Linked DNA regions of Homo sapiens: region 1 is linked to region 2. Evidence: chromatin contacts called from ENCODE Hi-C data. All regions are on one chromosome and are shown on one strand. Each heading gives the region's core, a stretch centred on a gene start or an enhancer-like site at or near the end of the contact. The rest is flanking DNA. Distances are from core to core; before and after follow the strand shown.

Region 1 (6,346 bases), core at 1,570-4,069, 390 kb after region 2:
CACCCATTCACTCTCGCCCACTCCAGAACCTCCCTGCTATTCCTGGGACAGGCGGTGGTGGTTCTAAAACATGCCCGCAAATTCCTGGGCACTGCTGGTGGGTGTGGCCCCACTCCTGAGTCTGGTCCAGCCTCAGCGATCTTTGGGTAACCAACAAAAGGCAGCCCCAGGCCAGGTCAGAAAATGGCCACACAGCCAGGCTCTGTGGGAGCAGCACACCGGGCCCCAGGCTGGAGGGTGCCCCGAGGATGTCTGGAGGCCAGAGGGTGGCCCAAGGAGACCCCCAGAATGGAGGCTGCCCCCAGGAGGACCCCAGGCCAGAGGGTGCCCCGAGGGCTGGAGGGTGCCCCAGGAGGCCCCCAGAATGAAGGGTGCCCTGAGGGGATCCTTGGATCGCTGCCCAGCAGAGCTTCCAGACGGACACCACCTGCCAGTGTGAGCCAGTGGGACACTGGGCCTGGGTGAGCCTCCCAGTGATGCAGTGCCAGCTGCCTTCTGACTGTGGCAGCCTGAGACTCCCATGAGCACTCAGCCAAGCCCATGCCCCAATTCCCAATACACAAAATTGTGAGCAAAATTTAAATGGTTGTCTTAAGCGGCCAAATTTTAGGGCAGTTTGTTACCTAGCAACAGCAACTGGAACATCACCTCAGGGCCTTTGCAATGGTACCTGCTGGCTTCTGCTCCCTGGAGTCACATCTCTGCTCCAATGCCACCTCCCCCAGGCCTGCCCCGGCACCCTCCTTGCACCGGACACACTTTTCATCCTGGTACCCGCTGTGTTTTCTTCACAGCAGCATTCACCGCTCTATCTCTCTATCCTGATTTTCCGTGCTTCCAATCTGTAATGGAAATGCTGTGAGGGCAGACACTGCATGGGTCTCACCCTCTCCACCCAGGCCTCAGCACGGAGTGGGTGTTCTGTATCTGTCGAATGAATGAATGAATGCGAGTCCCTGGGAGAGGGCGTCTTCGCAGGGAAGCTCCCTAGGCCCCGGGCGTCTAGCCAGGCATCTGCACCCTCCCACCCCAAGACCCAAGACCATCTCTTCCTTTCTCCAGGGACCCCATTTCCAGGGACATCTCCGGATGAAGGGCTGAGATGTTATTCCCAACTTTGGCCACCAGGTGGCAGCATATAAGGGCAAAGCGCGCTGAGGATTCCAGGCTGGCAGTGAGGCCAGGGAATGCCGGTCTGGGGAAATTTGGAAGGCACCTTTGGATGCGAGTTAGGTCCGGCAGGGAATGCAGATGACCTGGAATCCCTGGGTCCTGGGCCAGTCTGGGGGTGGGCTAGAGGTTCCCCAAGGCCAGAAAAGTCATGATAAGAAGCTTCTAGCTTACTGTGAGTCTGGACTCCCACCCCTGTCCTTTGAGAACATCATCACCATTTAAAGCTGTATCTCAAAACCAGCAGAACTATTATTTGCTTAATATTCTTCCTTAAATAGATCTTCCACAACTTAAATAAATATAGTAGGGAGAAATTTTTATTTCACCACTTTAACAGAAACCAGCCACTTGCCAGAAACAGGCAGTAACCATAAACAAATTAATTACTAATATCAAATACTTACCTGGCACTCACTGAGTGCCAGACACTGTTGCAAACATTTCCTGTATCTCATTTAATCTTCACAGCACTGAGGTTTAGGATTATCCCCCCGTACAGGAAAATGGGAAACAGAGAGGTGCAGTTAATTTCCTAATCTCCCACAGCAGTAAGCGGCACCAGGTGGGTTTGGAGTCACCACATTTTTCAAGAACAGTTTAACAACTGGAGCTTCGAGTGTGGAATAATAGACACTGGAGACTTGGAAGGGTAGGAGAGTGAGCGAGGTGGGAGGGATGAGGAATTACTTAATGGGTACAATGGACATTATTTAGGTGATGGTTACACGGAAAGCCCAGACCTCACCACTGCATATCTCCATGTAACAAACCTGCACTTGTGTCCCTTACATTTATACAAAAAACTCCAAAAAAAACCTACAGTGTAATGTAGTACCCTATCCCATGCACTCACACTGCTAAATGTTGTTTCCAACGCACTCATCCGCGCACCCAGTGCCAGCTGCACCCTCCCGTTCCCTGCTAGCCTGACTTCTGGGCAGCAAGACCCTGCGGTTAGACGTGGGCTCCTGCCCACAGGGCTAGCTGGATGTGTGTGTCTTTCAAAGGCTGGACTTTACTCTCACCTCGCCCCCTCCACCCCCCAACACACACACACACACACACACACACACACACACACACAGTCCCTGGCAAGTCCTCAGAGCTCACGTGGTGCCCAGAGAAGTTGTGGGTGACACGATGAGGCACAAGCTCCATTCCCCGGGGGATGTAAGCTGAGACCCTACCTCTCTGTGCAAAGGCTAGTGCCACCTGCATGAGCTAGATTCAGGCAGGACCTGGAGACCCTGGAGGAAAGCAAGGCTGCAGGGTAGCCTTGGGTCGGGGAGGGAGGGACACTCTTAGGCCTCTTACTGAGGGCGGGGGTCCCGGAGAGCCATGGACAGGGCAACGCTCTACTAGGCTCCTTGGTTCATCCCAGATCAGCCCTTGGGCCCCTGGCATCTAAGGCAGCAAAAAGGCAAGGGGACACCGCCCGGGGTGGGGCACGCCACCGCGACAATGCCTCTTGGCCTTGGGTGGATAATGGCACCCCTGGGCAAACCCTAGGGGCGGGGCCCAGAGGCGAGGGGCTTCCCCAATCAGTCTCCGCCCTAGCGCCCTGGACTTCGGCCCCATTCCATTGGGTGAGGGTGGGGGCACGAAAAGAGGAGCGGGCTTGCGGCCCCACCGTGTCCCGCCTCCTCAGTCCCCAGCGACTCGCAGGGGCTGGTGGGGCTGGGGTCCAGCTGCCGTGCTCCCCTGCCCTGCGCCGCGCCGCGCGTCTTGGTAGGCGCTGCGCTGCCGGGGCCGGGTCCTGGGCCAGTGCAACTCCGCCCCCAGCCGTATCCAGCGGACTGTCCTCCGCCGCGCGCCCGGCACAGCATGGGGAGGCGCTGCTGCCGGCGGCGCGTGCTGGCGGCCGCCTGTCTGGGCGCCGCGCTCCTGCTCCTATGCGCCGCGCCCCGCTCCCTGCGCCCGGGTGAGTGCCCGCCGGCCGAGCCGCGCACCCCCAACCAAACCTGGCTCCTCGCGCTTTCCACCGCGGCCTGACCCCTCGACAGCGCGGGGGACACCTGTTGTCTCCTTCCTGGCTGGGGCTAGGGGTGGCGGGCAGGGGCGCTGGTGAGGCACAGAAAGGCTCTAGACGCCCCCGCGAGCAAAGGCTCTTGCTCCTCCTCCGGAGTTACCTCCCCACTCCCAGAGCGGTGACTGTTTTGAGTCCCACAGCCGGTGCCTGGAGACCGGGGTCAGTTGTGGGGGGTAGAGGACAATTGGCCAATCCGGGAAGGCCATCTCCCTTACCTTCACCCCCTTCCCCTGCGCACCCCACGGCCCCTGGACATGAGCGCTGCTGGGCGCATGCGCATAGGAGGGGAAGCTTGGGCCACTCGGTCCGGTCCCTTGGTTGTCCTACTGTGCAGTGGGTGCCACTCCCTGCTCCACCCTGAAATCCACACTGGGTAGGGCTTGGGACTCCTGTGCACCCACTCGTGGTCTGGCTGGGGAAACTGAGGCAGTTAGTCATGACTCCGCAGAGCTGAGTGCCCTGGGCTCCACCGGTGCTGAGTCTTTGCTCTGAGTCTCTCCTCAGCTCATGTGAAGCCTCCCATCAACCCATTTCACACAATCTGAAGCGGGCCAGAGAGTGGGGAGACAGGTGTGGTGGCAACGTGCTGGCTATACAATCTACTTGGGACTGGAGGGGCCCAGCCAGCGCCCGGGTCTCCTGACCTCAGGGCTGTTTGCCTTTCCTTGTATGTGGTATGCGTGCTGGGTGGGACGACTCAGTCCGCCTCCCCACCCCCAGTGTGGGCTCTGAGAATCCTGGGCCCCACCCTTGGAACCTGGCAGACACAGTCCCAGGGAGTAAGTAACTAGGTCCAGGGTGGGCGGGGATGTTGGGCAGTGGGGGTGGGAGTGGCCCAAGACTTGAGGATATCAGGGCCTGGGGAGGCCTCTGCCCACTCCCCCTGACCCTCACACTGCCCCTTGCCCCTTGTGTGTCCAGACACAGCAGGTCAGACCTGGATGCCTCCCCAAGCCCATGGGATAGGGCTGGGGTGTCTCTTTCCAGCACCCCCACAACCCCTTCTGTGAGCTGTCTGGTGGTGTTGAGCAGACAATCTCCTGGCAGTCTGGGGTGTGGACTCAGTGTCTGTGGCTGCCACAGCCTCTGTCCACCGAGTCATTCAGTAGACAGATGTTTACCCAGTACTAAGACAGGGCAGAACTTGGTGGCTACTGGCCCCTCAGGGCTCAGCGTGGGATGTTAGAGGACACCTGAGTGCCTGGGTCCCGGGGAGTGTCTGCAAAGGAGCATACATCTTTGAGTGACTGCATGGAGTGTCTGCGTCCCCATGTCTCCGTGGGACACCTCTCTCCTGTCACCTACTCTACCCAGGTTTGAGGGATGAGAAACAAACCAAGGTACTAGTCACCTTCTGGGCTTTGTTCCTTCTGACCTCCCTCCCTCTCCTGCAGAGCCTGGGAAGAGACAGCAGGTGTTAGGAGGACGGCTCCGAACCTCCCTTCCCAGCCTCTGCGCAGGCTGGGCTCTCCACCTGGCCTGTCCTGCTCTTGGCCATGACCTCACCCAGCATCTCAGCATCTCTCTCTGTTTCTGTCAAGCGCTCTTGTACCTCTCCCATGGCCTGTCTCCAGCCATCACAGCTTTGTGAGTGACCTTGGGCGAGCAAGAGTTAATCAGACCAACCTATCCAGCCTCTCACACTGGCTTTTCTCTCTCCCAAGCCCTGAGCTGAAGCTTTGGCTGAGACTATGCTTGTGGGCCTGCAGGTGGCACACAGGGAGGGCACTCAGCTGGGAAAGGCCTTTTCCTGCCAGGCTAGTCCTGCTGGAGGGGCATCCCCTGCCCTTGGCCTCTGGAAATGGCCTCACGAGGGCCTGCAGTGTCTCTGCAGCCATGCCTGAGTTGGAAGGGATGTGGTCTGTGCCCTGTGAGGGCTTCTGGCCTGGGGATGAGGGCTCCAGAACTCAGGAGGGATTTCAGCCCCTTCTCCCAGGAGGGCAGGCCCAGCACTGTCCCCTCCTTCTCCAGAGCAAGAGGCCCAGCACTGTCCCCTCCTTCTCCAGAGCCAGAGGTGCTGCCGTAAGTTGGGCAAGGGGCCACTGAAGGGCTACTGGCTCAGGCCTGGGGCTCTTGCTACCCCAGGGAGCTCAGAGACATTCTAGTAGGGGGAGGTCTGCGGCAGCCCCTCCACAGCCACAGCCTCAGCCCCAGGGCTCCACCACCTGCACTGGCCTACTGCTTAGGGTCCCAGGGAGGAGGAGATTCCAGGAAGGTGGGGCAGCTGCCCAGAGCACTGCTGCCCTCATCACCCCACCCTCATCCCCAGTGCCCAGCGGCAGCTCCCAATGGCAGACCCCTGGGTCTCCTGCGGCCCCCTTGGCTCCCTCTGTGTTTTTGCCTGGGCATGGTGACCATGCTTCCCGTGGCTGGCACACCACGGACCACGGACCTGTTGGTTGTCTGCTCGTGCAGGTACTGGGAGACAGTGGGGAACAAAACTTAGAAATACCCCTGCCTCGAGGAGCTTACATTTTTAATATGAAAACCCAAGATCTCAGCTCTATGTCTTCTGCCTCTGAGACACCGGCGGGAGCAGTGTTGGCACCAGCCCCCTTCCCCTATTCCACTCCCGCGGCTGCAGGGCTGAGCATCTGTCCCAGTGTTTGGAGTCACAGGTGTTCCTCTTGGAGCCAGGTGGGCCTCTGCATCCCATCCCAGCCCCTGCTCACCCCTAGGCAGGCAAGGAAGCTAAGACTGTGGGCCACCCAATGGCACACAGTGGTAGCCTCGGCGAGGACAAACCCAACCCAATTCAGACTCCCTTCAGCTGGGAGGGAGTGGGTCTGTGCCTGTGACTGAAAAGGCCAGGTGCCTCTGCCTCGGACAGGCATAGATCTTGGGGTTCAGATCACACCTCCAGCTGTGGTTTAGCTTTTCTCTGCCATAGCCTCACTCTCAGCTGCACCAGTTCAGCAACTCCAACCCAAAGCTAGAGAGGGTTCCTTTGCCACTGATTCCAGCCAAAGTCCCAAGGAGGCATCCATTGGCCCGGTCTGGGTCTCAAGTGCCCGTCTCTGAGCCAGTCAGGTGGCAGGAAGGGCTGGGAGGCTGTGATTGGACAGGCCTAGGCCACATGCCTATCCCAGCAGGTGGTGGAGGCGTAGGGGAGCCTATCGGAATCACATGGGCTGAAGGCCTGGC
Region 2 (5,898 bases), core at 1,714-4,213:
TCGTATGCTGAAGCCCTAATCTCCAGAGTCTAATGGCATGCCCTTGCTTGGAGACCAGATTGCTGTGTTGTAATTAATTAGGATGTGGTAGCACTGGGGTGGGCGGGCCCCTAATTTAGGAGGAATGCTGTCCTCATACAAAGAACACCACATGGAGAGACAGACTCACAGTGGGAATGCCAAGAGGGCATGAGGCAGAGACGGGGTCTCCCTGCAAGCCAAGGAAGGCCAGAGGTCACCAGCAGCCACCAGATGCCAGAAGAGAGGTCAGGACAGACCCTCACAGCCCTCATGTGGAAACAGCTCTGCCCACATCTGACCTCAGATTTCCAGCTCCCAGAACCAGGAGACGAGTTTCCATTGATTAGGCCCTGGATTGGTGGTCTCTTCTACAGCAGCCCGAACTGACGCCCACACTCACTGGTTAGGGGAAAGGCCGAGCCCCGGGACTGGAGTGTGCAGAGCTGGCCCTGGCACGGGGTCAAAGGAGCAGGGCTGCAGGACCCAGGCCCAGGTGAATCCTCCCTGCCCAGCTGCTGTGAAAACCGACTTTCATTAGCCTTGCTGCCTCTAATTCCTAGTGGGCTTTCTTAGTGGGAGACTGAGTGGACATCCAGTGAGACAACCACCCCATGGTTCTTAGGCCCGTCCCTCCCTCCCTTGGGGCCATTCTCCTGCTGTGCGGCCCTGAGCCCCCTCCTCTGCCCTCTGACGCTCCTGGGGAGCTGCATGGACGGTGAGGGTGGAGTTCCTTCTCTCTCTCGGGAGCATGGAGCCTGGGCAGGGGACACCAAGCAAGGTTTCTTGGTGTCCCCAAGAAATGCTTGGCTCACTAGGGAGCTCGAGTGGCTGTTGGGCCAGGGTGCGGCTGAAGACATGAGGGGAAGGGGCTCCCCACGAGGCAGCTGCAGCCTCACTGCTGAGGTTGCGGTGGCACTGGCCAGGGGAGGAGATGGGCAGCCCCTTACCCTGGCCAGGCCCTCCTCTGGCACCGCGTGCAGGCACAGTGAGGGTGGACCCGGGGCTGGGGCTCTCTAGCTCTGATCACTCAGTCATTCTGCAGTATTTATGGGACACTGCAGGTGTGCTGGGATGATGACAGGCATGGGCACAGGGCAGCATCAGTCTGAATGCTCACACAGAGAATAAAATGAGATTATAGATTAGAGAGGGCAGGCTGGGAGCAGAGGTCTGGCGGATGCATCACAGATGAGAGCTGGAGGACAGCTGGTGAGGGCTGGAGGTGGGACACAGGTGCAAGTGCTCAGTGGGGCATGAGGGTGGAGGGCCTGGGATCCGTGAGGCCAGCACAGCCAACCACAGTGGACTGGGGAGGGGGCCAGGATACCAGGCCCGGATTGCATGGCCAAGCGAGAAGTTTGATTCCATGTCAAGGGCACTGGGAAGCCACCCGAGGATTCCGAGTGGAGCAGTGACATGGTCTCTAGTAAATTTCCTAACACAAACATCCAAAAGAGCTGGACTCTGCTCCTTCTCAGAACCACATACAGAATTCTCCTCTTAGTCCCATTACCCAGGAGGCCCGGCCCTGCATGGCTCCTTCACCTGGCCCTCCTAACTCCTTCACAGCATGCTGTGCCCTAGACACCTGATGCTCACCCATCCAAACAACTCAGTGAGGACAGGACTGTTTTATTACCATTTGACAGTTGGGGAGACTGAGTACAGACAGGCTGGGAGCTTGCCCTAGAAAGGGGAGGAGCTGGGATTCCAACCTTGGGTTCCGGCTCCAGAACATTCCCACTGAGGCGAGGTCCCCTGTGAAGGTGGGGAGGGGTGAAGCCCAGAGGCCCTGGCGGCCTCCCTGCCAGGCAGAGACCATTAGTTCCAGAATCACGGCCCACCAGGTGCATGGTCAGCAGTGGCCCTGCCTACCTGCCTTTGGGCGAGCCCTGGTCTGTGTGAGCTGCTGGGACCAGGCCCCAGGGCAGGATGTGTTCACACTGGGGTGCTGACCAGGCGCCCAGAGTCCTGGGTCCAAGGCCAGCCTCACAGGGTGACATAGGGATGCTTCTGGGTGACACAGTGTCTGTTTCCTCCTCAGTCTGATGGGGGTGGACACCCCCCAACCCCATGCTGGCAGCTGGGAGGGGTGGGCAGCCTCAAAGACCCAAGTGTGGCTCTGAACTGTGGCCCCAGGTGGGCCACGACCCGCCCTGCCCTGCCCAGCCCAGCCCAGCCCCTTTCAAAGCACGACAAAGGTCTCTGACCACTGCCCCATAGCAGGGTTTCTTGGCTCCCACACTACTGACATTTGGGGCGGGGCAGTTCTTTGTTGTGGGGGGCTGTACTCTATCACCCCCTCTGATGGGACAACCAAAACCATGTGCAGACCTTGCCCGATGTCCTCTGTGGGGACCCTGGAGGCGATGCCTCCACCTGCAGCCTGGCTCCTCTCTGGGGCTCTAAGGGTCCACAGCCCACTTTCCCACAGGAGCCTCCTCCAGCCCGTGCTTGAGGAGTTGGTTGTTCATCTGCATGAGCTGTCAGTGACACAGGGACATTGGAGCACGTTCTCCTTGCAAATACTCCAACATTCAGGTGGAGCTGAGGGGCCTTTGGCCATGCCCACAGCTGTGAGGTCCCCTACCCTGCAAGGGGCACAGAGCAGGTGGGAATGACTGTGGTGCTCATGCCAGCTGGGCCCTGCTCCCAGGTCACCCTGGCCAGGCTCTCCTGTGGCACCGCGTGCAGGCGCAGTGAGGGTGGACCCAGGGCTGGGGCTCTCTAGGTCCAGTTGCAGGCGCATCCTCAGTGCAGATCATGGATCAGGGCTGCACCAGCACCTGCTGCTCTGGTGTTTGCTGTCACCGGCCTAGCACAGTGGCCATGCACTCTTGGGTAAGCCTCCTCAGGCACGCGTGTGAGTAACTCACCAGGACTGGGGCCAAATCAGGATGTATGGCCTCGAGAGGTCACTGCCCAGTTTCCTCTAGCAGGGAAAACCCAGAGCCCGGTGGCTGTGTTCCAAGCCCTTCTCCCTACTCCTGCCCTGGGGCCACTGGGTGGCGAGGTGAGGTGCCTCACGCCAGGTTCATTTCCCGGCGCCTACATGCTTGGCATCCAGCGGGGTCCGAACTCCTCCTGCTGAGCAGCTCTCGTCCTCTGCCTGTTCCTCCTTTGTTCTATATTTCCTGTTCCTCAGTGCTGTGCAGGAGTTCCTCATCTTTATGAACACTGACCACCATACCCATTTTGGACATTTTTTGGGTTTACTCTTGTTTCCCACCGTGGACCTGACTGATCCAGTGTTACTGGGAGATTAAATACAATTGTCCTCAAGTCCTTACAACAATGCCTGGCATGGAGCAGGTGCTCAAGAAGCACATGGATGGCTGTTTGATAAATGCACGCACAGGGTGCTGTGAGCTCCCGCAGGCTGTGCTACAGTTCCGTGTACTGCATGGAAAGCACCGCGAGGCTGCACCTCGCCCTGGGCAGGAACTCACCCAACAGGCTCCTTCCTGGTCAAGGTCAGGTTGCGGTTGGGTCTGGCCTGGTTGATGGGGATGGTGGAGCCCTGGAAGAGGAACAGGGGCAGTCACCCAGGGGCCCAGGGTCCACACCCCTTCCCCTCTAGGCAGCAAGTCTCCACCAGGGTCTCCAGGAGGAAGTCAAAGCGACCAGCTTAGGTGTGACCTGAGGCTTGAGAGACAGGCAGGGGGGCAGCCAGAGGGGCAAGGTGTTTGCTCCACTCTGAGCCTGGCAGGCAGAGCCCTTGGGTGGAAGCTGGTCCTGGTACCAGCAAAGCCTCTAGCTTTGACATTCGAGCAAGAAAGGGTGAGGGTGGGGGCAGGGCCGGGTGTCCCCCTCCCCACAGCTCTAAGCAGTTGAGCACATGTAGAAGGCCCAGGCCTTGGGGGGTCCAGCTGCAGCCAGAAGCTACACAGCTGCGGAGTAGGGGCGGGCACCAGGCAGCCCACCTCCCTTGTCGCTGTCATGCCCTGGTGGAGAGGAGGAACCATGGAGCCCAGATCTGATCTGGCAGAGACGCCATGAGTCCTGCAGAGGTGGACCTCCCCAGGGAGCCTCTACAAATGGCCCCCAAGTTCCACAACTGATGGCGGGAGCCTGAAGATATGGTGACACTCCCTCCTATGAGGTGTTGACTGTCCCTGTTGACCCTAAGGTGGGGACATAGTGCCCATGAGCCCAGAATAACTGCAGGAGCCCCCAGAAAAGCAGGCAGAAGACAGTGTCACAGGGATCCCAAGCCCGAGAGTGACCTGCTGCCGCTGGGAGATACAGTGCCCTGAGCAGGGACCTGCAGCCAGGAAGGACCTGCGGCCTCAGCCCTGCATCCACACGGAACTGAACTCTGTCAACACCCGAACTCGTCTGGATGCAGGTTCTGTCCCAGAGTCTCCAGATAAGGCCCAGTCCAGCCAGCGCCTTAGCTTTGGCCTTGTGAGACCTTGGCATGGAACCCAGCCCAGCCTGCCTGGAATTCCCACCTGCAGGACCACAAGCTAATAAACAGGTGTCATTCCAAGCCACCAGTTGTGGTCATTTGCTGCGCAGCATGCAGATGACTGTGCTGCCCTTGGAGTTCTCCTATATGGCTGGGCCAGTCTGCATGTGCTCACACTGGGTGGGAGCCTGGGCCCCACCTGGATCTTGTCACACCAGCCAGCAAAGTAGCGGAAGGTCTGGATGGACATGCCCACGTGGGTCTTCAGGGCCAGCGTGTAGACGGCACCCGCATCCAGGGCCTCAATGGTGGCCAGCTCCTCCTGGTGCTGCTCCATGAGATCTGCCAACCTGACCAGGGTGAGGGGAAGCGGGAGGTGGGCTCAGGCCTGGCACGGCCTCATCTGCCCTCACAAGGCCCTTCTTCAAGGAGCTGGGGTCCTGCCCTCTACCCCAGTTCTGCCACTCTCAGATGTGCGGACCTCCGTTTCTGATCCATGCAATGGGCCAGCACCGTTTACTCCACCGGATAGCTGTGAGGATGACACCCTCTGTCCCTCTCTCCTTTCCTCGATCTTCCCTCGCTTCCTTCCTGAAGTATTTGTGGATCCACTACTTTATCCTATTCCTCCGAAATTATCCTGCAGAGGCATTCACCCACTTGCTGCAGACAGCAAAGGGGTCATGGCCCAAGAGGCTGCCCTTCCTGTCTTCGGAAAGCTTGAACCAGGAGAAAGTCCATCTGTCTTTCCAGCACCAATAAACCAACTGTTCAGTCCAGGATGGTGGGGGCATGCTCCTGAGCCTGGCATCTCCAGAGATGGAGAGGTGGCCCCATCCCCATCACAGAAGGGCTGACTAGGGAGCAACGTGGGGGCTGACGCGTTTACACAGACTGGCTTCAGCCTGAGCATGCCGAGGTCGGGTTGCCCTCCCTTGATTCTGACGGATGTGCAGCTGTGGGCAGCCTGGGAGTTATGAGGGTGCCCCTCTCATCCCCTAGGGGGAGGGTGGACAGGGAAAGTGGAGACCACAGGCCCAGAGCAAACTCAGCCTTGGAGACAGGGCAGCTCGGGCCCAGAGGCAAGTGTGGGACCAAAGCCTGCCAGCCGTTTCCCACACTGCTCCCCTCTGCACCCAGGCACCATGAAGCCCACACGCACCCCAGGCCTGCTCCGGTCCTCACCTGCCTACACCCACCAGGACCCGTGACAGCTGTCCACGCCACTCAGGATGCATCTGCAACTCTGTGCCTGGCCAAGCAGCTCCTGGCCATTTCCATTTCATTCTGGGGCCACAAGACCCCAGCTCCTCTGCCTCCCTCCTCCTCCTCACATCGGCCTCTTCCAGGTGCTCAGGTCAGTCAGGCCTCCTGCCTTGGCTTTTAGGGGCTGTGTTGCATGTCTGGGCCCCCTTTCCACACTCCTGTTTCTCCTCTTAGCCTTCTGTACTTGTTTCAGACACGGA

Evidence for each region. A loop is a pair of places that touch in the nucleus more often than their neighbours do. Pooled maps may share reads with other maps.
Region 1: a map of IMR-90 shows a loop between it and region 2 (7-fold over the local background). The contact joins the promoter of CHST13 here to the enhancer-like site in region 2. A Hi-C loop is called at or near these places in 2 of 168 maps with a recorded cell type or tissue (HCT116 and IMR-90) and 11 of 50 pooled maps.

Annotation. Positions count from the first base shown.
Region 1 is chr3:126,521,336-126,527,681 of GRCh38, forward strand. CHST13 (carbohydrate sulfotransferase 13) reads left to right here and starts at 2,820. Exons shown (of 3, transcript NM_152889.3): 1 at 2,820-3,094. The coding sequence starts at 2,998. It also overlaps a transcript of C3orf22 not described here. RefSeq lists enhancers at 2,144-2,644, 2,645-3,145, 3,206-3,706, 3,707-4,207.
Region 2 is chr3:126,126,753-126,132,650 of GRCh38, forward strand. It overlaps ALDH1L1 (aldehyde dehydrogenase 1 family member L1), which reads right to left. Exons shown (of 23, transcript NM_012190.4): 13 at 4,632-4,782; 14 at 3,471-3,541. Among named protein-coding and RNA genes, the nearest start is that of ALDH1L1-AS1, 45 kb to the left of the region's middle. RefSeq lists enhancers at 2,184-2,954, 5,086-5,898. Within about 2 kb of position 2,964, at least 3 of the 41 ENCODE cell types and tissues checked have a DNase peak (open chromatin) inside an H3K27ac peak, as active enhancers do.